Regions from separate parts of the Homo sapiens genome. Here regions 1 and 3 are each linked to region 2. A link is an interaction called in ENCODE POLR2A ChIA-PET data of the cell type or tissue named here. Cell type or tissue: Panc1. All regions are shown on one strand. Links, peaks and the distances in the headings refer to the core of each region. The heading gives the core; the rest is flanking DNA. Region 1 overlaps EIF5-DT (EIF5 divergent transcript). Region 2 overlaps TNFAIP2 (TNF alpha induced protein 2). Region 3 has its middle 33 kb from the start of LINC00605.

What was found. Peaks named below come from ENCODE experiments on the same cell type or tissue, not always from the same donor. Only the 100,000 strongest peaks of a DNase experiment are listed, where the experiment ranks them.
Region 1: POLR2A ChIA-PET joins it to region 2 with 6 read pairs; 10 of 35 experiments call an interaction of 5 or more read pairs at or near these places.
Region 3: POLR2A ChIA-PET joins it to region 2 with 5 read pairs; 4 of 35 experiments call an interaction of 5 or more read pairs at or near these places.

The regions. Positions count from the first base shown.
Region 1 is chr14:103,326,418-103,333,391 of GRCh38, forward strand. EIF5-DT (EIF5 divergent transcript) reads right to left here. Exons shown (of 1, transcript NR_158216.2): 1 at 5,255-6,974. Among named protein-coding and RNA genes, the nearest start is that of EIF5, 4.3 kb to the right of the region's middle. In Panc1, for the core only: no CTCF peak of the experiment used is centred there; no DNase peak of the experiment used is centred there.
Region 2 is chr14:103,132,751-103,139,724 of GRCh38, forward strand. TNFAIP2 (TNF alpha induced protein 2) reads left to right here. Exons shown (of 12, transcript NM_006291.4): 9 at 1-122; 10 at 612-767; 11 at 932-1,053; 12 at 2,469-4,689. The coding sequence ends at 2,610. It also overlaps the pseudogene NDUFB4P11. Among named protein-coding and RNA genes, the nearest start is that of TNFAIP2, 13 kb to the left of the region's middle. RefSeq lists enhancers at 1-89, 90-658, 2,562-3,063. In Panc1, for the core only: no CTCF peak of the experiment used is centred there; DNase peaks (open chromatin) are centred at 4,180 and 4,415; H3K27ac peaks cover 2,500 bases.
Region 3 is chr14:103,218,793-103,225,766 of GRCh38, forward strand. No RefSeq gene overlaps it. Among named protein-coding and RNA genes, the nearest start is that of LINC00605, 33 kb to the left of the region's middle. In Panc1, for the core only: no CTCF peak of the experiment used is centred there; no DNase peak of the experiment used is centred there.

The DNA of each region.
Region 1 (6,974 bases), core at 1,536-4,035, 190 kb after region 2:
AGCAATGGGGAATAAATGATGGGGCAGATGTGGGTGCACACACACACCTGGAGGGGGAGAGCCCACACACACACCTGGAGGGGGACAGAGCACATGCACACCTGGAGGGGGACAGAGCCCACACACATACCTGGAGGGGGACAGAGCACATGCACACCTGGAGGGGGAGAGCCCAAACACACACCTGGAGGGGGACAGAGCACAGACACACCTGGAGGGGAATAGTGCATACCCACACCTGGAGGGGGGACACAGCACATGCACACCTGGAGGGGGACAGTGCCCACACACACCTGGAGGGGGACAGAGCCTACATACACACCTGGAGGGGGACAGAGCACACGCACACCTGGAGGGGAACACTGCACACCCATACCTGGAGGGAGACAGAGCCCACGCACACCTGGAGGGGGAGAGTACATGCACACCTGGAGGGGGACAGAGCCCATGCACACCTGGAGGGGGAGAGTACATGCACACCTGGAGGGGGACAGAGCCCAAGCACACCTGGAGGGGATACAGCCCACGCACACCTGGAGGGGGACAGAGCACACGTACACCTGGAGGGGGAGAGCACAAGCACACCTGGAGGGGGAGAGCACACGCGCACCTGGAGGGGAACACAGCACACGCACACCTGGAGGGGGACAGAGCACACGTACACCTGGAGGGGAGAGCACACGCACACCTGGAGGGGGAGAGCACACACACACCTGGAGGGGGACAGTGCACACGTACACCTGGAGGGGGAGAACACACGCACACCTGGAAGGGGAGAGCACACACACACACATGGATAGGGAGTCACTCGTTCTTTTCTATGAGCATTCAGTCCCCAACTTTGGGTCTAAAAGGTCAGCTGAAACTTGGCTCCTGGAAAATCTATCATGTCGGTATGTCCCAGAGTACAAGGGCTTCCGACTGTCCAAGGAACCAGAAATCTGAATTTTTAGGTGAAATCTTCCATGTTTTTCTTTTCTTTTTTTGAGACGGAGTCTCACACTGGCGCCCAGGCTATAGTGCAATGGCACGATCTTGGCTCACTGCAAGCTCAGCCTCCCGGATTCAAGCGATTCTCCTGCCTCAGCCTCCCGAGTAGCTGGGATTACAGGCACCCGCCACCACGCCCGGCTAATTTTTTGTATTTTTAGTAGAGATGGCGTTTCACCGTGTTAGCCAGGAAGGTCTCAATCTCCTGACCTCCACCCACCTTAGCCTCCCAAAGTGCTGCAATTACAGGTGTGAGCCACAATGCCCGGCCTAAAATCTTTCATATTTTTCAATGCTGTCTTACAAAAGAAGTCCCCACTCTGGGGTCCATTTGCATCTCCAGTGTCTGGCGCCCCCCGGGCAGGATATGCAGTGGCTAATGAAAATCTGTAGCATAAAGGAAAACGCATCCTCACAGGTCTGAAGACAGCACACCTGAGTGGATCTTCTGGGATAGTGTTAGCTATCAGGGTTATGACTTGGATCCTGCCTCCCCTCATGTGAAACTTTCAAAAGCACTGGAGTAAAGGAAATCCAGCTGAGGGAAGAGAGGCAAATCCCTGGGACCCAGATGCACCACACAGGACTATTAGTCCCTAGTCAGGGGGAAGAGCTCTGAAGCTGGGAATCAGGACACCTGACCCCCCAACTGGAGGCAAATCATCTCTCTGAGTCTCGGCTTCCTCGTCCATAAAATGAAGGAATAAAATGTATACTTGCCACCTCCCAAGGTGTGAGGAGGACAGTGAGAGAGCATGGGTGACGAGGCTTTGTCAGCACGGCAAGGCCATTGGCACCTTCCTAATTCTAACAGCCATGATCAGTCTAATGCCACTCCCATCACGTCGCCATTAGACCCGGGGACCACTTCTCCAACACACCCATTGGGGCAGAGATTTTGTTCTTCTTATCCACAGACTATCTAAATTAGGGCAGCTCGAATATCTCAAAAGAAAGCTGCTGAGACTATGCTGACGGGAAGAAGGGTATTTGGGTTCCAACATCATGGGCGTCCCCCAGTTTTAAGGCACAGGACAGTCCTGGGATCAGCAGCTCCTGCAACCCCTGAGAATTTGTCACTGGGGTGCTGTGTGTGTCTTCAATGTGACCAAGACAACACCAATCCAATATTGTAGGGCCTGCTCTGATCCATCCACATTTCTCTGTCATCTGCTACACGTAGGACGCTGCGCAGGCAGAATCAATGCCATTTTGTGTTTTTTTCTTTTTCCAGGAATGGGACAATGCAGGATGGCTGCTGGGTGGGATCACAGCTCCACACTTCGGAGGAGGAAGACTTTGTGTCAGTCTCCAGTGATCCCTCACCTGGACCCCTATCTTTCCTCAAACACCTCTGCTTCCTGCCTCTGTCCCTTTTGGAACTAAAGGCCTGTTCCTCAGCCAAAGTCCAGAATCCTTTCTTCTCAAGCATGAGTCCCCTGCCCTCCAGTTGCTTGGCCCAGTAAGGAAGTCAGAGAAGGAAACAGGCAACTGCAATCAAGTGACATGAATGCCAGTGGTGTGGCGTAGGTGCAGCCTAGCCATGGGATGGGCAGGTCACGAAGGCAGGGAGACATGCTGTTCAGAGCATCAGAGATTTCACGAAGGGCAAGCTTCAGTGGGGTGTCCAGCAAGCAGATATTTGCCTCTACTTGTTTACATGTGACCTCCTGGGCAGGGTCTGTGATGTAGGCGGGCCTGCACCCTCACTGCCTAGCACAGAATTATGTATTGATAGGGATGCACTAGATTACCATGGTTTAGGACACCAGCCCTCACGTCAGCCGATGCCTCTGTACTCACCAGATAACCTTCAGTTCCCTTCCAGCAGCTTCAAATGTCTGCTCTATGAACACCCCTGTGACTGGCTGGTGCTAGAAGAAAAATTATGCATATACCCTGTAGCTTGTCCTGAAGTAGGGGGGACAAGAACTTCAGTTAACAGTGTGCAGCTTTAAAAGTTGAGAGGTTGGGCACGGTGGCTCACACCTGTAATCCCAGCACTTTGGGAGGCCGAGATGGGCGGATCACCTGAGGCTGGGAGTTCGAGACCAGCATGACCAACATGGAGAAACCCCGTCTCTTACTAAAAATACAAAACTAGCCGGGCATGGTAGCAGGTGCCTGTAATCCCAGCTACTGAGGAGGCTGAGGCAGGCGAATCACTTGAACCCAGGAGGCAGAGGTTGCAAGAGCTGAGATCGTGCCATTGCATTCCAGCCTGGCAACGGAGCGAGACTCCATCTCAAAAAAAAAAGAAAAAAAAAAAGTTGAGAGGTGGGTGTCACAGAGGAGGACCACTGCCCCTCACAGTGTACAATATCTGAGTCCATTTGAGAGCTCACAGCTCAGAAACACAAGGCTCTCAGTCCATGCAGAGTTGATCTTGGTGGGGGGTGGGAGGGAGGGGACACTCATTCACATTCAACAGAGTCACAGCCAATGTGTAAACAACCAGAAGGCCAGTTTACCAATCTACCTTTCCAGCAGCTATTCCTGTCATCAGGGCATGCACTGAGGTGTGCAATTCATGCACTCATTCAGCAAGGTTTTGACAAGCACCAAGTGTCCATTAGTGCACGGACTGTGAGCACCTGACTGGGGAAAATAATGCAGCCAAATGAGGTGGAGATCCAGAAACGGGAAGTGGAATTGTGCAATGAGCTTGGCGTCACACAAGCTGGAGTTCAAACGCTGTCCATCATTTATTAGGGAGGCGACTTTGGGGAAAATTGCTTAACCTTCCTGAGTCTCTTTCCTCACCTGTAAAATGGGTATAACAACATCTCCTTACATGATTATTAAAGAATGGGATTACATATGTAAAATGCCTAGTTTTGTTTGTTTTTGTATTTATCTGGAGAGGCCATGCCACATAATTTTTAAGGGAACAGGCTTTGGGATCAGACAGAGCTGTCTTTAAATCCTAGCTCTGCCACTTACTAGGTACATGATTTGGGTAAGTTGCTTAATTTTTTTCCACTAAGCCTTGGTTCGCTCATTTGTAAAATGGAAATACGAATTCCTCATAGGGCCTGGGAAATAAGATAATGTATTCCAAGAACTTAGAAAACTCCTAGGATATGATAAGCATTTAACAAATGGTATGATTAAGAGTAATTTTTAGGTGCCAATATCCAGAATAAACAAGGAACTCAAACAACTCAGTGACAAAAAATAAATAAATCTGATTTTTAAATAGACAAACGATCTCAATAGATATTTCTCCAAGAAAGACATACAAGTGGCCAACACATGTATGAAAAAATGCTCAATGTCACTAATCAACAGGGAAACGCAAATCAAAACCACAAAGACAAAAAATAGCAAATGCTGGCAAGGGTGCAGAGAAAAGGGAACTCTGATGCACTGTGGGTGGGAAGGTAAATTAGTACAGCCATTAGGGAAAACAGCATGGAGGTTTCTCAAAAAACTAAAAATAGATCTTCCATATGATCCAGCAATCCCACTACTAGGTATTTATCCAAAGGAAATCAAATCAATATTATCAAAGAGATATCTGCACCCCCATGTTTATTGCAGCGCCAGTCACAATAGCAAAAGATATGGAATCAACTTAAGCGTCCACCAACAAATGAATGGACAGGCTGGTTGCAGTGGCTCATGCCTGTAATCCCAGCACTTCAGGATGCCGAGGTGGGAGGACTGCTTGAGGCCAGGAGTTCGAGACCAGCCTAGGCAACATAGTGAGCCCCCCCCCCACCCCTCCCGCGCCATCTTATTATTTAAAAAAAAAAAAAAAGGATAAAGAAAATGTGTTATAGGCTGGGCGTGGTGGCTCACGCCTGTACTCCCAGGACTTTGGGAGGCCAAGGCAGGTGGATCACACAGGAGTTCAAGACAGACCAGCCTGTCCAATACAGTGAAACCCTGTCTCTACTAAAAAAAAAAAAAAAAAATTAGCCGGGCTTGATGGCACGCACCTGTTGTCCCAGCCACTTGGGAGGCTGAGGCAGGAGAATCGCCTGAACCTGGGAGCCGGAGGTTGCAGTGAACTGAGATCAGACCACTTGCACTCCAGCCTGGGTGATACAGTGAGACTCCGTCTCAAAAAAAAAAAGTTTTACATATACTGGAACACTATTCAGTCATAAAAAAATAATGAAATCCTTTTATCTGAAGCAACATGGCTGAGACTGGAGGACAGTATCATATTAAGTGAAATAAGTCAGGCACAGAAAGATAAATACCACATATTCTCATTCATATGTGGGAGCTAAAAAAAAATTCGAGTTCATGGAAGTAGAGACTTGAATTGTGGTTTATTAGAAGCTGGGAAGGCTAGTGGGAGGAGAGGAGAGGGAGAGGTTGATACAAAATTGCAGCTCAATAAGTTCTAGTGCTCTGTAGTATTTCAAGGTAAATATACTTAACAACAATCTATTGTATATTTTCAAAAAGCTAGAAGAGAGAATTCTGAATGTTCCCAACACAAAGAAATGATAAACATCTGAGGTGATGGATATGCTGATTACTGTGCTTTGATCATTACACGTTGTATACATGTACTGAAATATCACTTTGTATCCCACAAATGTGTTATTATGTATTAACTAAAAATAAAAGGGAGAAAAAGAACACAAAAGTATTTTTTTAAGTTGTCCATGGTTGCATACAAATGAGTGGTACACATATTAAAAAGCAGTTAAAATTATTACAAACTTCAACGAAATTAAAAATTGTGCCACTAAACATACAAAAAAGCTAATTACTTCGTGTTTCATTAAAACTTTTCTGAAAAGGCAGGCCTCTCACCTCAGACTAGTTTCATGCCTATACTTTCCAACAGAGTTTCTAAAATAACATCATTTTTGTGCTGCCAAGCAAAAAGTCAGATCTGTTTCAATACTGCTAAGTCATGCTCCACAGTGAAACAGCAGCAGCATGTCTGGGATCCCCTTTTCTAGTTTGTCTGATGGGAACCCTGGTACTCACAAGGCACTGTGCACTTGGCTTAACAACTATACACCAAGGTACACACTGCGGGATTATAAAAGTCCCTGCCCTAAAGGACACAAATCACCTCTCAATTCTGGATTGTGCCTTTATTTCTTCCTACCAACACTGCCAATTTTTAAGTTGTTTATAAAGCTTTTAGTTATGGAAGCACGATCTTGGATTTTGATATAAAAATCAACATAGCTGCCAATTCTAACCTCAGTGCAAATGCAACTGGTCCAAAACAAAGGGCAGCCCCTTATCTACCTCATCCTGTCCTCAGCAACATTTCTCTTTTCCAGATCGGGAAACCTGCACGGCCGCTCAGGACTTCTCGATGACTGCACCTTAGAGACCAGAGTGCAGGTTAGCGGGGCTCTCGCTCCATCAGTCAAGTGAGGTCTTCAAACTTCAGGGTGAACTATGGATGTGTTTTTAAGACTCAAGTTTTCACAAAAAAAATCCAAGTTTCAGAAAGAATGGGAGAGTTTCAACAGAACTAAAATATGAGAGCCTCTCTCTAAATAATAAAAATTTTCTTTTTTTTTTTTTTTGGAGACAGTCTCGCTCTGTTGTCCAGGCTGGAGTGCAGTGGTGTGATCTCGGCTCACTGTAACCTGTGCCTCCCGGGTTCAAGGATTCTCCTGCCTCAGCCTCCCGAGTAGCTGGGATTACAAGCGAGCCACCACGCCCAGCTAATTTTTTGTATTTTTAGTAGAGACAGGGTTCCACCATATTGGCCAGGCTGGTCTCAAATTCCCGACCTCAGGTGATCCGCCCACCTCAGCCTCCCAAAGTGCTGGGATTACAGACGTGAGCCACCGCGACCGGCCTAAATAATAGTAATTTTCAACGGAATACATTGGAATCTCATTATAAATGCCTGCTCTGGGCTACGATTTGCTTATCAAAGAATTCACAAGTCATAAACTAGAGGGGGTGGACTCGACGTGATGCCCACTAGGAGAAAGGTGACAAGAGAAGCACGAAGGATAGCGCTTTTCAACCCTGGGAGAGCAGGGAGG
Region 2 (6,974 bases), core at 2,895-5,394:
CACTGTTCAAGAGGTTCACGCACACCCGCTGGGCGGCCCCTGTGGAGACCCTGGAAAACATCATCGCCACTGTAGACACGAGGCTGCCTGAGTTCTCAGAGCTGCAGGGCTGTTTCCGGGAGGTGAGGAGGCTCTGGGCTGGTGGCTGGGTCTTGGGGAGTTGGGGGCAGCCCGGACACGCACACTAGCACGTCTGTGTACACTCACGCACATGTGCTCACACGCGCACATGTGAACACACGTGAATGCACGAGCATGTGAACACGTGCACATGTGAACACACGTGAAGGCACGAACATGTGAACGCACGAGCATGTGAACACACACATGTGAATGCACGAGCATGTGAACACATGCACACATATGAACACACGTGAAGGCACGAGCATGTAAACACACACATGTGAACACGTGAACGCATGCACATGTGAACACACACGCATGTGAACGCATGAGCATGTGAACGCACACATGTGGACGCACGAGCACGTGTGCAGTCTTTTGCTCTGGCATCTGCCTCTCTCTGGAGGCCTGGCTACAAGGCTTCAAGGGAGGTGGCGAGCTCCCCATCAGCAGACAGCTCACACGCCCCTGGCTGCTTGCCCTCCCAGGAGCTCATGGAGGCCTTGCACCTGCACCTGGTGAAGGAGTACATCATCCAACTCAGCAAGGGGCGCCTGGTCCTCAAGACGGCCGAGCAGCAGCAGCAGCTGGCTGGGTACATCCTGGCCAATGCTGACACCATCCAGCACTTCTGCACCCAGCACGTAAGCCGCTGCCCACCTCTCCCAAGCCCCTCTGAAATGGCTGCCTCTTCTCCCCTAGCCCTTTCAGGGTCGGAGATAGGCCGCTGGTGCCTCTCTAAGCCCAACGAGTCGCTGACCCGAGCCTCTGGACCCCTGGGTCCCTCCAACCACACCCACTCCTGCAGGGCTCCCCGGCGACCTGGCTGCAGCCTGCTCTCCCTACGCTGGCCGAGATCATTCGCCTGCAGGACCCCAGTGCCATCAAGATTGAGGTGGCCACTTATGCCACCTGCTACCCTGACTTCAGGTGAGAACCTGGGGCACCTCAGGACCACTGTCACATCACTGTGGCCAAGGCCTCACAGGGCTGGCATTGGGAACCCAGATCCTGGCAGCTGCCCACGTGCCAGTCACTGTGTGAACCTCACCAGGGGCTCATTCTTGTGGCCTTCACCACAGCACTACGAGGACAATACTTCCCATTCCCGTTTCACAGAGGAGGCCTGGAGAGCTCACAGGATGTGTCCAAGGTGACACGGCTAGTTAGTGTCTGGCTGCATGGCCCACACTCTTAGCTTTACCTGACACTGCCTCTCACAGGGGAGACTGAGACCAGAGAGGCCAGCTTCACCCAGCCTGGGGGGCCTCTGCGGCCTAGGCCTATGCTCTGGGACCAGGGCTCATATTCGGGAGTGGAGGCTTAGCCCTTGGCTGCCTGAAGTTCTGGTGGGCCAGGGACATTGTTTCTTCCTGGGCTGGGTCCTCTGACATGTTAGGGTAAGTTTGAATGGGTCTTGACAGGGTTGACCCCAGCTTCGCCAAGTCCAGTCCCTGTCTGATCCATTCCACCCATTCATTCATTCACCCACCATACAAGCACCCATCTGCTCATCCACCCATTCCTTCACCCATCTGGCTATCCGTCTATCTTCTCACCCACTCATCACCTGTCTACCCATCCACCCACCCACCCACCCACCCGTCTATCCATCCATCTATTCATCCACCTACCCATGTAAGCACCCATCCACCCATCTACTCATCCATCCACCCCTCCACCCATTTAGCTATCCATCCACTCAACCACTCACCCACCCACCCATCCACCCATGCATCTACTCACTCATCCATGCTCCCATCCCTCCACCCATCTAGCTCTCATCCATCTGCTCACCCACCCACCATCCATCTACCTATGCCACCAACAATTATGGAGAAGTCTGCTAGGTGTCAGCCTCTGTTCTAGTTACCAGGATGCAATGAAGTACAAGGGAAGCCAGGTCTCAGTCCTCCCTTAAGTAGCTCATTCTGTTGAGGGCCAGCAATACTAATGACATAATCAGGCAAAGAAACAGACAATTACAAGTTGTAAATAGGGTTTAACCAAGGTTGTGAATGATAGGAGGTGCCGACTTTAGAGACAAGAAAGCCTTTTGGGGGTGGACATCTTAGCGGAGACCTAAGGGGTGGGAAGAGGCGGTCATCTCAGGGCCTGGGAAGAACATTGCAGGGGAACAGCCGGTGCGGAGGCCTGAAGCAGGCTGGGGCATGGCTGCTCTTGGGACCATCAGGTGGAGGGCATGGGTGAGGGAGAGTGAAGTGCAGCCCCCTCGTGGGCCGGGCGTTGGCTGTCGGGCCCTGTGGCACTGGCCGGGAGTGCAGGGAGCTGGTGAGTAGGGGTGTGGGTGACAGGCTGGGCTGACAGGATGCTCTCTTTGCCAGCAAAGGCCACCTGAGCGCTATCCTGGCCATCAAGGGGAACCTATCCAACAGTGAGGTCAAGCGCATCCGGAGCATCTTGGACGTCAGCATGGGGGCGCAGGAGCCCTCCCGGCCCCTATTTTCCCTTATAAAGGTTGGTTAGCTTTTCCTGTGGCCTGACCTGCCTGTGAGTGCCCAGCAAGCCTTGGGCACACCCCGCTGGGAGCTGTTAAGAGCAGCGCTGGTTCTCGGTTCCTCCCGGGTCTCCTGTGCTCTGATGCTACTTCTGCCTAGCCCTGGCGGAGGTGCAGGCCCTGTCAGCTGGAACTGGACAGACCTTGGTTTGTTTACATGTCCGATGGGGGCAGGAGCTCCCATCCTGGGCAGCCAACCAGGCAACACCAAGGACTCTTTGTAAACGATAGCTGATCGTGTGCACGCAAGGAAAGAACCAGGAGGGAGAGTGCAGCCAGGCTCAGGGATCCCCGGACACCTCTGTCCAGAGCCCCTCCACAGTCGGCCTCATGACTGTCCTCCTCGTGGGTGGGGCCGAGGGCCCTCTTCAGCTCTCTGGAGACAGGGGCCGAGCCTCACCCATCTGCCCTCTGCAGCCCAGGGCCGCCGTGAGCGGGATTCAGCAATGGTGGAATGGAAGACAGAACTGGAAGAGAAAGAAGGAAAAGATGAGCTCTCGTCTGGCAGGGGCTTTTAGGGTCCTGTGGCGAGCTGTGAGCACCGCCAGCATTAGACGTCACATCCAGGTGGCCCCACGGCCCCTACAGGCTGGCCCTGCAATGGGGCCCTGAGCCCTCCCTCTTCATCCCCCAAGGCCTCAACTAGAGGGTGGTCCCCCGAGGGCTTGGTGTCTACTACCGAAGGGCCCAAGACCTCCTGGGTCCTCTCAGGCTCCCCCTTCCCCAAGGCAGGGACAGGCCCTGGGGGTGCCACCGTGGGCCCTGCCACCCAGAAGTCTGGCTGAGGTCTGGGCAGGGGCAGGGCAAGCTTGACCTCTCACTGTTGACCCTTTGGCCTCTGTATTTGTTTCCTATTGCCGTGACAGGTTTCCACAAACTTCGTGGATCAAAACGAGGTCTTCCAGTTCTGCGGGTCAGAAGGCTGACCCGGGGCTCAAATCTGGGTGTCGGCAGTCCTGCACTCCTTCTGGAGGCTCTAGGGGAGAATTCATTTCTGGCCTTTTCATTTTTAGAGGCTGACCGTAATTCTTGACTTCAGGCTCCTCCATCTTCAGAGCCAGCTGTGGGTAGTTGAATCTTTTTCCCGTCACCTCATTGAGGCCTCCCCTCTCCTGCCTCCCTCCACCACTTTTTTTTTTTTTTTTTTGAGACAGGGTCTTGCTGTGTTGCCCAGGCTGGAGTGCAGTGGCCTGGTCATGGCATCAAGGCTCACTGCAGCCTGGACCTCCTGGTTCAAGTGATCCTCTTGTCTCAGTCCCCTGAGACAATCCCCCACGCCCAGCTACATATTTTTTGTGGATACAGGGTCTCATTCTGTTGCCTAGGCTTGTCTGGAACTCCTGGGCTCAAGGGATCTTGTAGCCTTAGCCTCCTAAAGTGCTGGGATTATAGGCATGAGTCACTGTACCCGGCCTGCTCTACCGCTTTTAAGGACGCTTATGATCACATTGCGCCTACCCAGAGAACCCAGGTCGTCTTTCTATTTTCAGGTCAGCTGATTAGCCACCTTAGTTCCATCTGCAACTTTAGTTCCCACTGGCTGTGTAACCTAACATAGTCACAGGCTCTGGGGACTGTCACGTGGACATCTTTGGGAGGCCGTTATTCTGCCCACCGCACCCTCCGTTCATCCCCTGCCCTGCCGGGCACCTCGCTCTACCCCAGGAAAATGTGAGCTCGTTTTCCTGCTCGGCATGTGCTCCCCCTAAGGCTCTGCTCCTCCCTGGGCCTGAAAGTTCCTTCTCAGCCTGAGAGGGGGCCCTTCGGACTCAGGCATGACTCAGCCCGGCTGATGCCTCTGCAGTGCTGAGTCAGGATTTGGGGCCGGCTCTCTTGGGTCCGTCCCCTTTTCCCAGGTACTGCCTTACAAAGCTGTGGCCAGGAAGTGGCCGGTATAAAGGATGCCCAAGGTCTTTGTACGTGTGTAGGAGTTAGCGTGTTTGATATTGTTAATATAATAATAATTATTTTTTAGAGTACTGCTTTTGTATGTATGTTGAACAGGATCCAGGTTTTTATAGCTTGATATAAAACAGAATTCAAAAGTGGCTGTGGAGTGATTTATTTTGGGAGCTGCACAATGATGGGGGGCCCAGCCAGGCAGCCTTAGCAGCTTTCTGAGCCTCTAGGGGTCCGGGCAAACCTACCTAGGTTCTGTGTCAATCCCCAGCCTGTCCCAGCCCCCAGAGCACCTCATGTGGTCCAGGCAGGAGATGGCCCACCATCCCCTCACTGTGAGCAGGAGCTTTGGAAGTGTCTGCCTGTAGGGCATGGACAGTCACTTCACCCTTCCGTGCCTCAGTTTCCTCATCTGTAAAAAGGGGACTGTGACCCTTTGGGGCTTCCTCCACCGTCCTTTACTGAGGAAGAGGGTGGGGTGGACACGGGGCAGCCATTTCAACCGCATGCACGGGACACAGAGTGGGAACTGACTCTTACCATGCTGGCATTGACCTGAAAGCTACAGCTGTGGACACAGGAGGTCTGGTTTGTATTCAGAGACGGGCTCAGCTGCCACGGAAGGGTGGGCCTCTCCGCAGCCAATCTGGCCTGGAATTTGGGAAGGAGCAGAGTCCCTGGAAGGGAAGAAGGGTACCTTGATGAACGTTGCACAGAGGCCGGGGAGGGCCCCAAGGGGAGCCGTGTGCACCTGAAGAGGGGTGTGGGCTTCAGCAGGGCCTGGGACAGCCCGGAGCTGGGGGTGGGGGAGGGCAGGCCCTTTCTCCTGAGTTCCATTCTTGGGGCCAAAGCGGATGGCATGAGGCCACCGTGCAGTGAGAGAAAGGAGGGAGACGAGGGCCAGGGGCAGTGCGGCTTGGCACGGAGACCCTCTGCCCGGCTCCTGGACCCGCCGGTCCATGTGGCTGCGAGGTCCTGGCCTGGTTGAGCCACGTGGGGAGCGTGGGCCTTGGGCGGGCGAGTTCCCGTTCCTCTCCTCGGAGCACAGGGTCAGGGGGAAGTGGGGGCAGCGCGACTCTCCCCTGCATGGCCCCCTGACCCTGGGCAAACGTGGGGAGAGATGGCGCCTGAGCCCCGATGGAAGCTGTCAGTGGGCCCTGGCACACATTCTCCCACGGGGGCGGACTTAGGTCCCAAAGTGACCCCCAGCCTCGCGGCGGCCAGGGCGGGCCGAGTCGTCGGAGCGCGGCGGGACCTGGGGCCAGGTGGACCCCCCTCCCCGGGCTGCGTCCACCCCTGGCAGAGGGGCGGGCTCCGGGCGCGAGGCCCCAGGCGAGGAGGAAGAGGGTGCGGGCGGCGCCTTGGAGGTTCCTGCTGTTCCTGCTTTTCGGGGCGGGGGCCTTCCGGGTCACTGTCCCGCCAGCTGTTGGATCTGCACCAGTAACTTCTCCAGGAAAATCCCCCGGAGAGGAGGATCTGCCCGGCGGAGGGGAGCGAGTCCCCCAGCGCGGGGACAGGGCGGGCGGAGCGGGGCCTGGGCCAGGCCTGGTGCCTTTGTGCAAGGACGGGCCCCGGGCTGCCCAGGCTCCTGTGAGCAGGGGTGGAGCGGGGAGGCCGCAGCCCCCGCGGAACACCGGGCGCCCCCGGCCTCCAGCAGTGGGAAGCAGCCCGGGGGCTGACGCTCCCTGCAGGAGCCAGGAGCAAGCAAACAAGCAGCTTGAGTGCAGGCGCGGGGACGGGCCGGGGGTGCCTGCGGGTGAAAGGGCGGCTCAAAGGGACAGTCGCTGGAGGCCCGGTCTTGAGGAGGTGCCTGGAGCAGACCCGGGCTGGGCGCTGCGGGGGAGGGAGGAGGTTGCGGAGGCCGGCGGGCGGGAACGGGGAGGAATTCCAGGTTTCAGGCAAAGAAAGACGGCAGGACTGGGGAAAAGGGATCCTGGACAGGAGACTCCGCAGGAGGAAGGAGGGGGCCGGTAAGTGGGCTCCTTCCAGCTGGGGAGCGGGGCTGGAAGGGGCTGGAGACGCGAGTTTCAACTCATGGGATTTATGGCTTGGAAAGACCCCTCTGCCCTTCGGGGGCGCTGGGGTCCCCAGGGGAGAGATGAGGGCGGCAGCGAGGGCCCCCTCGTGCAGTGAGATGGAGCGAGCTCTCGGTGGGCTGAGGGAAAGAGCAGCCCAGGGGCTTCTAAGAGACCGGGAGGGAACCAGGCTGCTTCCAGGGACAGGGAGGGCCTGGGAGGGGAGAAAGGGCTGAGGAAGCGCTTGGTCAAGTTCAGGGGGAGAGGTCCCTCCGCACTCGCAGTTGTGCCCTGTGTCACCACGATGTTGTTCCCAAAGTATTCTTCTGGTGTTTTTTTTATTTTTATTTTTTCCTTCTTTTCACAGGTGTTGACCCAAAGTATTTTCTCTCATGCCTGGCCACTCTGCCCTGGACCCT
Region 3 (6,974 bases), core at 2,916-5,415, 86 kb after region 2:
AGGTGACAGGGCCAGACTCTAATAAATAAATAAATAAAAAATAAGGGCCAAATAAAGACACTTGCAGCACAAAGGAGTTTGTCACTAACATTTACACTAAAGCAAATTGTAAAGGAGGTGTTTTAAGCAAAAGGAATCAGGAACTGACATGGATTTCTGTCTGTCTTGCTGGGGCTGCAGCTGCTCCTGAATTTCCCTTCTTCATTACCTGCCCCCGTGGACATTCCACTCCAGCATCAGAGACGGAGACTCTTGCTTGAGTTCCACTTAGTAGACACGACCCGGACAAAGCAGTTGCAGTGTCTCAGGGAGCCCACTGGACGCAGCTGACCCTTCCACATTTCTCCCAGATGCAGTCTCTGTCCCTCTAGGGTCACTGCCTCAGGAGCTGAGCATTTCTAGACAAGTCAGGTGAAGAGACAGTCATGGCTGCCACTTTACACCATAGATGCGTGAGTGTACATATGTGTGTATATATATGTCCGTATCCTCAACGAGGGCCAAAGTATCCAGTTTTTTTCTTTTTTTTTTTTTTTGAGACAGGGACCTTGCTTTCTCACCCAGGCTAGAGTGCAGTGGCACAATTATGGCTCACAAGAGCCCCAACCTCCTGGGCTTAAGCGATCCTCCTGTCTCAGCCTCCCTAGTAACTGGGACTACAGGTGTGCACCAGCAGGAGCTGATTGTGTGTGTGTGTGTGTGTGTGTGTGTGTGTGTGTGTGTGTGTGTGTGTGTAGAGGTAGGGTCTCACTATGTTCTCCAGGCTGGTCTCAAACTCCTGGGTTCAAACAATCCTCCCTCCTTGGCTTCCCCAAGTGCTGGGATTACAGGCCTGAGCCACTTCACCCAACTACAGTATCCAGTGTCTAAGTTTGTTCTTAAATGAGCTATGTGCTGGAGGGAAAAAGAGGAGCTTTGTCTACTCTAAACCAGATCGTAGAGGTCTTTTGTTTGTCGCCCTTGGGGTTTTTCACCAAGATGCCCTGGGCCTTTGGGATGAGCCGGATGGGCCTTTCCCGGACAGGCGGAGGAAGAAAGTTCAAGGTGAGCAGTGGGAGAAACTGCAGGCCCCCTGCTCCCAGGGGAAGGGGAGGTGGCCTTCAGGGGAGAGTCCATATGGGCGCCCAGAAACTGGAAACTGCGTCCCTGAAGGCTGCAAGCCCTCTGGACAGACAGGGTCACCCCCGAGTGAAGAGGGGCTTTGAAGACACATGGAAAAGGTGGTGAGTGGGGACTGAGTTGAAACCCAGGCCCTAAGTGGAAGAGCCTGCAGTTCCTAGGGTGCCTTCCTTCTTCCAGTCAATTCATCAATCAATCCACACCAAGTCAGTGCCTACCCCAGGGCAGACACTTGCGAGGCCCGAGGTCAGGAGGCCACAGGAGCCCCTTCCCCAACCTGAAGCCCTGGAGATGGCCTGGCTGGAGGGGACGACGGCCCGCAGCGGGGACCCGACTCACTTCTTCGTCCCCACCTGCCCTGGGGTCCGAAGGGAGCCGCGTGGGAAGCGGGGACGGGGAGCGTGTGGAGGGACCCCCGCGCTCCCGGGCCGACCCTCTGCGGCCTCTGCTCTGCGCAGTCCGTCCTCTTCTCCCGACCTGGCGTGCGTCTCCTGTTCCCCGGCCCCCCATCCCATGGGACCGTCCTTCCTAACGGCACTTCACCCCGCCCGGCCCACGAGGTGGTCCCGGGCCGGTGACAAGATCTGGACGTGGCGACTCCGGGAAGGGGCGACCGGGCGCGGAGAGCCCCTGGGACCCAGGCCTCAGGGACGCATCGGGGTCGGAGCTGGGCCCGGGGGCGGGGCTGGGGTGGGGAGGCTGAGGTTCCTTCGCCCCTTCCCTCCCCTCGCCCCCCGCAGCCTCGCGGCGCGTTTCCTGCCCCGCCCGCCAGGAGGGAGTGGCCCCCGCCAAGTCCCGCGCGTCTCTGCCAAGACCCCGTGCGGGTCCGTGCCGGTCGCGCTATCCAGGCGCCCGCCCAGGCTTGGGGAGCTCTGCGCGCGGGAGCCGGCGACTCCTCGGGGCACCAGGGCGTGGCGAGGGCGTCGGCCTCGGCGGGGAGGCCTTGGCTGGGCCGTCGGGGTGGCGCCGTGCCCTGGAGGTCGTGGCTGGAAGCGAGGCCGCGGGGGTCCAGGAGCGCTCATCGGGGCGCCAGATGCAGCCTGCGGGACGTCCAGTGCCCGCGCAGGGGCCGGGCGAGGCCGTGGCCTCCAGGCAACGCGCAGCCGCGTTGGCGCGAGTTTTAAATCGGTGCCTTCCCAGCTTTGCAAGTTCTTATCAATCGTTACATGCAAGAGGTAGTTTTTAAAAAATGGTTCCCCAGCTTTATTGCGGTGTAATTGATGGATATAAATTGTATTTATTAAGGGTGTACAGCTGGACGATGGGATGGAGCACACAGGGTGGAGGGGTTACCACAGTCCTGTTTCCGTCGTGGTTTTACTTAAATTCAGCGTTACCTATGTGGTGTCCCTGGACACTCCCAGCAGCGAGAGTCCTGGTGGATGGCATCTCTTTCCCTTCTAACCATGGCCGGGGCCCTGGGTGACGTCCCTTCTAACCATGGCCGGGGCCCTGGGTGACGTCCCTTCTAACTAGGTCCGGGGCCCTGGGTGATGTCCCTTCTAACTAGGTCCGGGGCCCTGGGTGATGTCCCTTCTGACCACGGACGGGGGCCTGGGTGATGTCTCTTCTAACCATGGCCAGGGGCCTGGGCGATGTCCCTTTGGGCTTCGTTTGCATTTCCCTGCTGACTGAAGACGGCTTTTGTGCAGGTCCTATTTTTTTCTGTCTTTCCGTGTGGAAATTGTGAAGACCACCCAAATGAGGACCACGGGCCTCTTAATTCAGGGCCTGTGGAGCAGCGGCCTGGGCCCCTCCCTTGGGTGTGGCAGAGGCCAGCAGGCGGGCAGGTGGGAGGGCTTTAGAAGGGAAACCGGGAGGCTCAGGCAGGCTCCGATAGAGGTGGGGGGCTGGGTGAGGGGCCTCCCAGGTGCTGTGCTTGGGGAACTTGGTCTGCTTTCCTGGTTTGTGTAATTTGGTCCCACCGAGGCAGGCCACAGACTGGGGGGGTGTCATCCTTGCCCAAGCCCTGACCACCCCGCAGTAGCAGCTGGAAGGGTGTGCTGGGAGACTCCGGTCTCCAGCTCTGGCTGTTGTCCCTTTCTAGACTCAGCCTCTCCTTTGTGTCTCTAGAGGCGGGAATTTTTGCTATTTTTCCATGTGTTTCATTGAGCCACAGTCACCTGTTTTGACATTGTCCCTGAATGTGACCAGCAGAGCCTTGGAGTGAATTCTGGCTCCCTCTAACCTGCCCTCCTGAGTCTCCGGGCACCGCCCCGGCTTCTGGGCAACGCAGCAGCCCCAGCTCCTTTGTGACTTTCCCCCAAGACCGTGCAGCGGGAAGGGTCTTCGGAAACCAGCCACTGCAGGCGGCTGTGCTTGGCATACCCGAGGGCTTGAGGCTTCTAGGCCATGCAGTGGACAGAGTTGGAAAGTACAGACTTGTTTTGGTATGTCAGTGTTAGGTTTTCATTAGGAATGGCATTATAAACTTTTTTTTTAATATGTAGAGGCAGGCCAGGTGCAGTGGCTCAGGCCTGTAACTTCAGCACATTGGGAGCCTGAGGCAGGAGGATAGATTGAGCCCAGGAGTCTGAGACCAGCCTGAGCAACATAGAGAGACCCCGTCTCTGCAAAAAATAAACTTAGCCCAGTGTGGTGATGCATGCCTGTAGTCCCAGCTACTTGGGAGGCTGAGGTGGGGCAGGAGGGATGTGGGGGAATCCCTTGAGCCTAGGAGGTTGAGTGTCAAGGCCACAGTGAGTTGTGACCACTGCACTTCAGCCTGGGCCACAGGAGGAGTCCCTGTGTCCAAAAGAAAAAGAAAAGAAAAGAAAAGAAAAGAAATGGGGTTCTTGCTATGTTACCCAGGCTGGGCTGGAGGAATCCTCCCACCTCGGACTCCCAAAGTGCTGGGACTATAGGTGTGATCCTCGCCTGACCGAAATCTAACATTTTTACTTCTTTCATAGTTCTATTACCTTATTTGCTGACAACTTCGAGTCGTAGTATTTTTGTCTATCTTATATCCCTGAGTTTCAGATTTGTGTCAAAATTATTAAATCAACTCTGAAATGACCTTTATAATTTGCAGTTCTTTGTGCCTTGGAATATATCTAAGAATGGTTAGAACAGCAAATGTTATAGACAGGTAAATAGAACAACAGAAGAGGGTAGATAGAAGATGCCACCACTGGTCCCGTTATTTCCCACAGTATTAGAGCTCCTTGCAAAAACTGTGGTGTAGGGATTGAAGCGGGAGGGAAAAAAAATCCCATTTTTTTGGAAGATAATCTTACAGACCGAAAAAACAAAACCCACCGGACAAACCTTTAGAGAGAACAGTTCATCTTTTTCCTTTACTAGGCTGAGCAGCAGCTTGCCCCTGCCAATCTAGAAACTTCCATCCTTCAAGAATGGGAAATCTCAGGCTGGGCCCGGTGGCTCATGCCTGTAATCCAAACACTTTGGGAGGCCGAGGTGGGTGGATTGCCTGAGCTCAGGAGTTTAAGACCAGTCGGGGCAACATGGTGAAACCCCGTCTCTACTAAAAATACAAAAAAAAAAAAATTAGCCTAGCTTGGTGGTGCATGCCTGTAATCCCAGCTACTTGGAAGCCTGAGGCATGAGAATCGCTTGAACCCGGGAGGTGGAGGGAGACTTCAGTGAGCTGAGATCACGCCACTGCATTCCAGCCTGGGTGGCAGAGCGAGACTCTGCCTCAAAAAAAAAAAATTAGCTGGGCGTGGTGGCACATGCCTGTAATCCCAGCTACTCGGGAGGCTAAGGCAGGAGAATTGCTTGAACTCGGGAGGCGGAAGTTGCAGGAAGGAAGTGCAATGAGACGAGATTATGCCATTGCACTCCAGCCTGGGCAACAAGAGCGAAACTCTATCTCAAAAAAAAAAAAAAGAAGAAGAAAAGAAAAGAAATCTCTCCAGATGCATTTGTTCCTAGTAGTCTGCATCCATTTCCTTCAGGAGACAAGGTGGTTGATTGAAACACAGAGGACTCCGTGCCCTCAGAGCTGAACCCGGGAATGGCACCACGCTCGGAGCGGTGATCTGGGCACCTGTGCTCCAGCCCGTAGCAGTGATGAGCAACAGAGGAGGGACCAGTTGCCCACCCAGGATCCACCTCCACCTGCAGTGCTTGCACCCAAACCACAGGGGCCCCCGCTGTCTGGGATGCCCCCACCCTCCAGGCTGCGGCTCCAGACTGCAGAGGAGAGCCCGGCCAGGCTCCCGGGAGAACCTCGGGCCGCATCTCCACACAGGACACAAAGTCTTTGTCCCTCCATCCTCAGAGCAAGGGGGACAGCTGGTTTACTCTCCACGAGCTTAGTTAGGAGTTAAGCAGATTTCATGAAGGCACCGTGATAATATTACCAATGCTCATGGCTTGGGGTAATTGTGTCAAGGCCAATTTAACAGTATTTGCCGCAGAATCATCCTTAACTTTCAGGCTGTGAATTGGCTGTTGATCTACATAACAATCTGAGAACTTGGTGAGGTGTTTTGGGATTCTGATGGGCCTGTCGGAACACAGAACCATTTTTGAAATATTTTATTTTATCCAGTTTCTACAAGTAGAACTTTTAAACCATGGATTTAAGATTAAGAAGAGGCTGACTGCAAGCTCATAACAAATAGAACATCGAGGCTGGGCAGGGTGGCTCACATCCATAATCCCAGCACTTTGGGAGGCAGAGGCGGGAAGATTCCTCGAGTCCAGGAGTTCGAGAGCAGCCTGGGCAACATGGCGAAACCCCAGCTCTACCAAAAAAAAAAAAAGGAAAAATTAGCCAGGCGTGGTGGAGCTGCAGTGGGAGGATCACTTGAGCCCAGGAGGCAGAAGATACAGGGAGCCAAGATGGCACCACTGCACTCCAGCCCTGGGGACAGAGTAAGACCCTGTCTCCAAAACAAAAAACAAAAGAACCAAAACAAACAAAACACCCACAGAGGATCCTCCCGCCCCCCAAGCCCAAATAGAACATTGAAGTCAGCGTGAGGTCTCTGCGTTTGGTCTGCTTAGTGGCTTAGTCTGATGAGGCTGTTCTTAGTTCTGTCGTTCAGAACTATGTCTGGGCTAAGAATCCAGGAAGGCGTGGCTTGGTCCACTGCGTCCCTTCGTGGTGATGGGGGCAGAAGACCTGGGCAGCCTGTGTCCCGAGCCCACTCCCCACATCTCAGTGGCTGAGGACAGAGTCCTTGGAGGGTCCTTGCGTATTTCCTGTTGAAAGATTCCACTTCCGATCTGTAGCTTGAAGTGCAGGTCCTCAAGGTAAGCTCGAGGGAAAAGCAGAAACCACCTGTTGATGATGGGCACCCGAGTCATGAGTTACAGTCAGAGCCCCCAACGTTGGCAGGGACGAGGACGGGCCTGGAGACACAGCGTCAGCCTCAGCGCTTCCTCAGCGACGCCCCTGGGAGGGGACGCTGGAAGAACTGGCAGGTCACTAGATTCTCCCACAGAGCTGGTTTCATCATCACCAGGTGATAGGCACGTTAAACCCAGAACTGTTAACTGTTAACTAACTATAACTGTTAAATAATACCAGGCTTGTCTCTGAACAGCAGCGAGAGTGCACTTCCTCTGAGGGGCACACGAGAGTGAGACCCGCACATCCTGTGTTGCTTGACCGTCGGGACTGACCAGGGACAGAGGACACTTAACTGGCCAAATTCCCTCCTTGCCATCAGCCACGGGGCAGTTCCCCAAAGCGCTAAAGCCTGGAGAACGCAAAGCACATCCAGTTACTTAAAAGCAGCCTTTGTTTCCTACAATGAGAGAATAAATCCTTGATGTAGTCCAGTGGCCACCCGGGAGTTCCCAGAAAGACACTGGCCTCGAAGAACTGTTTCTGTCTGTTTGCCTTGAATATGGGACAGACAAGATCAGAGCAGCGATGA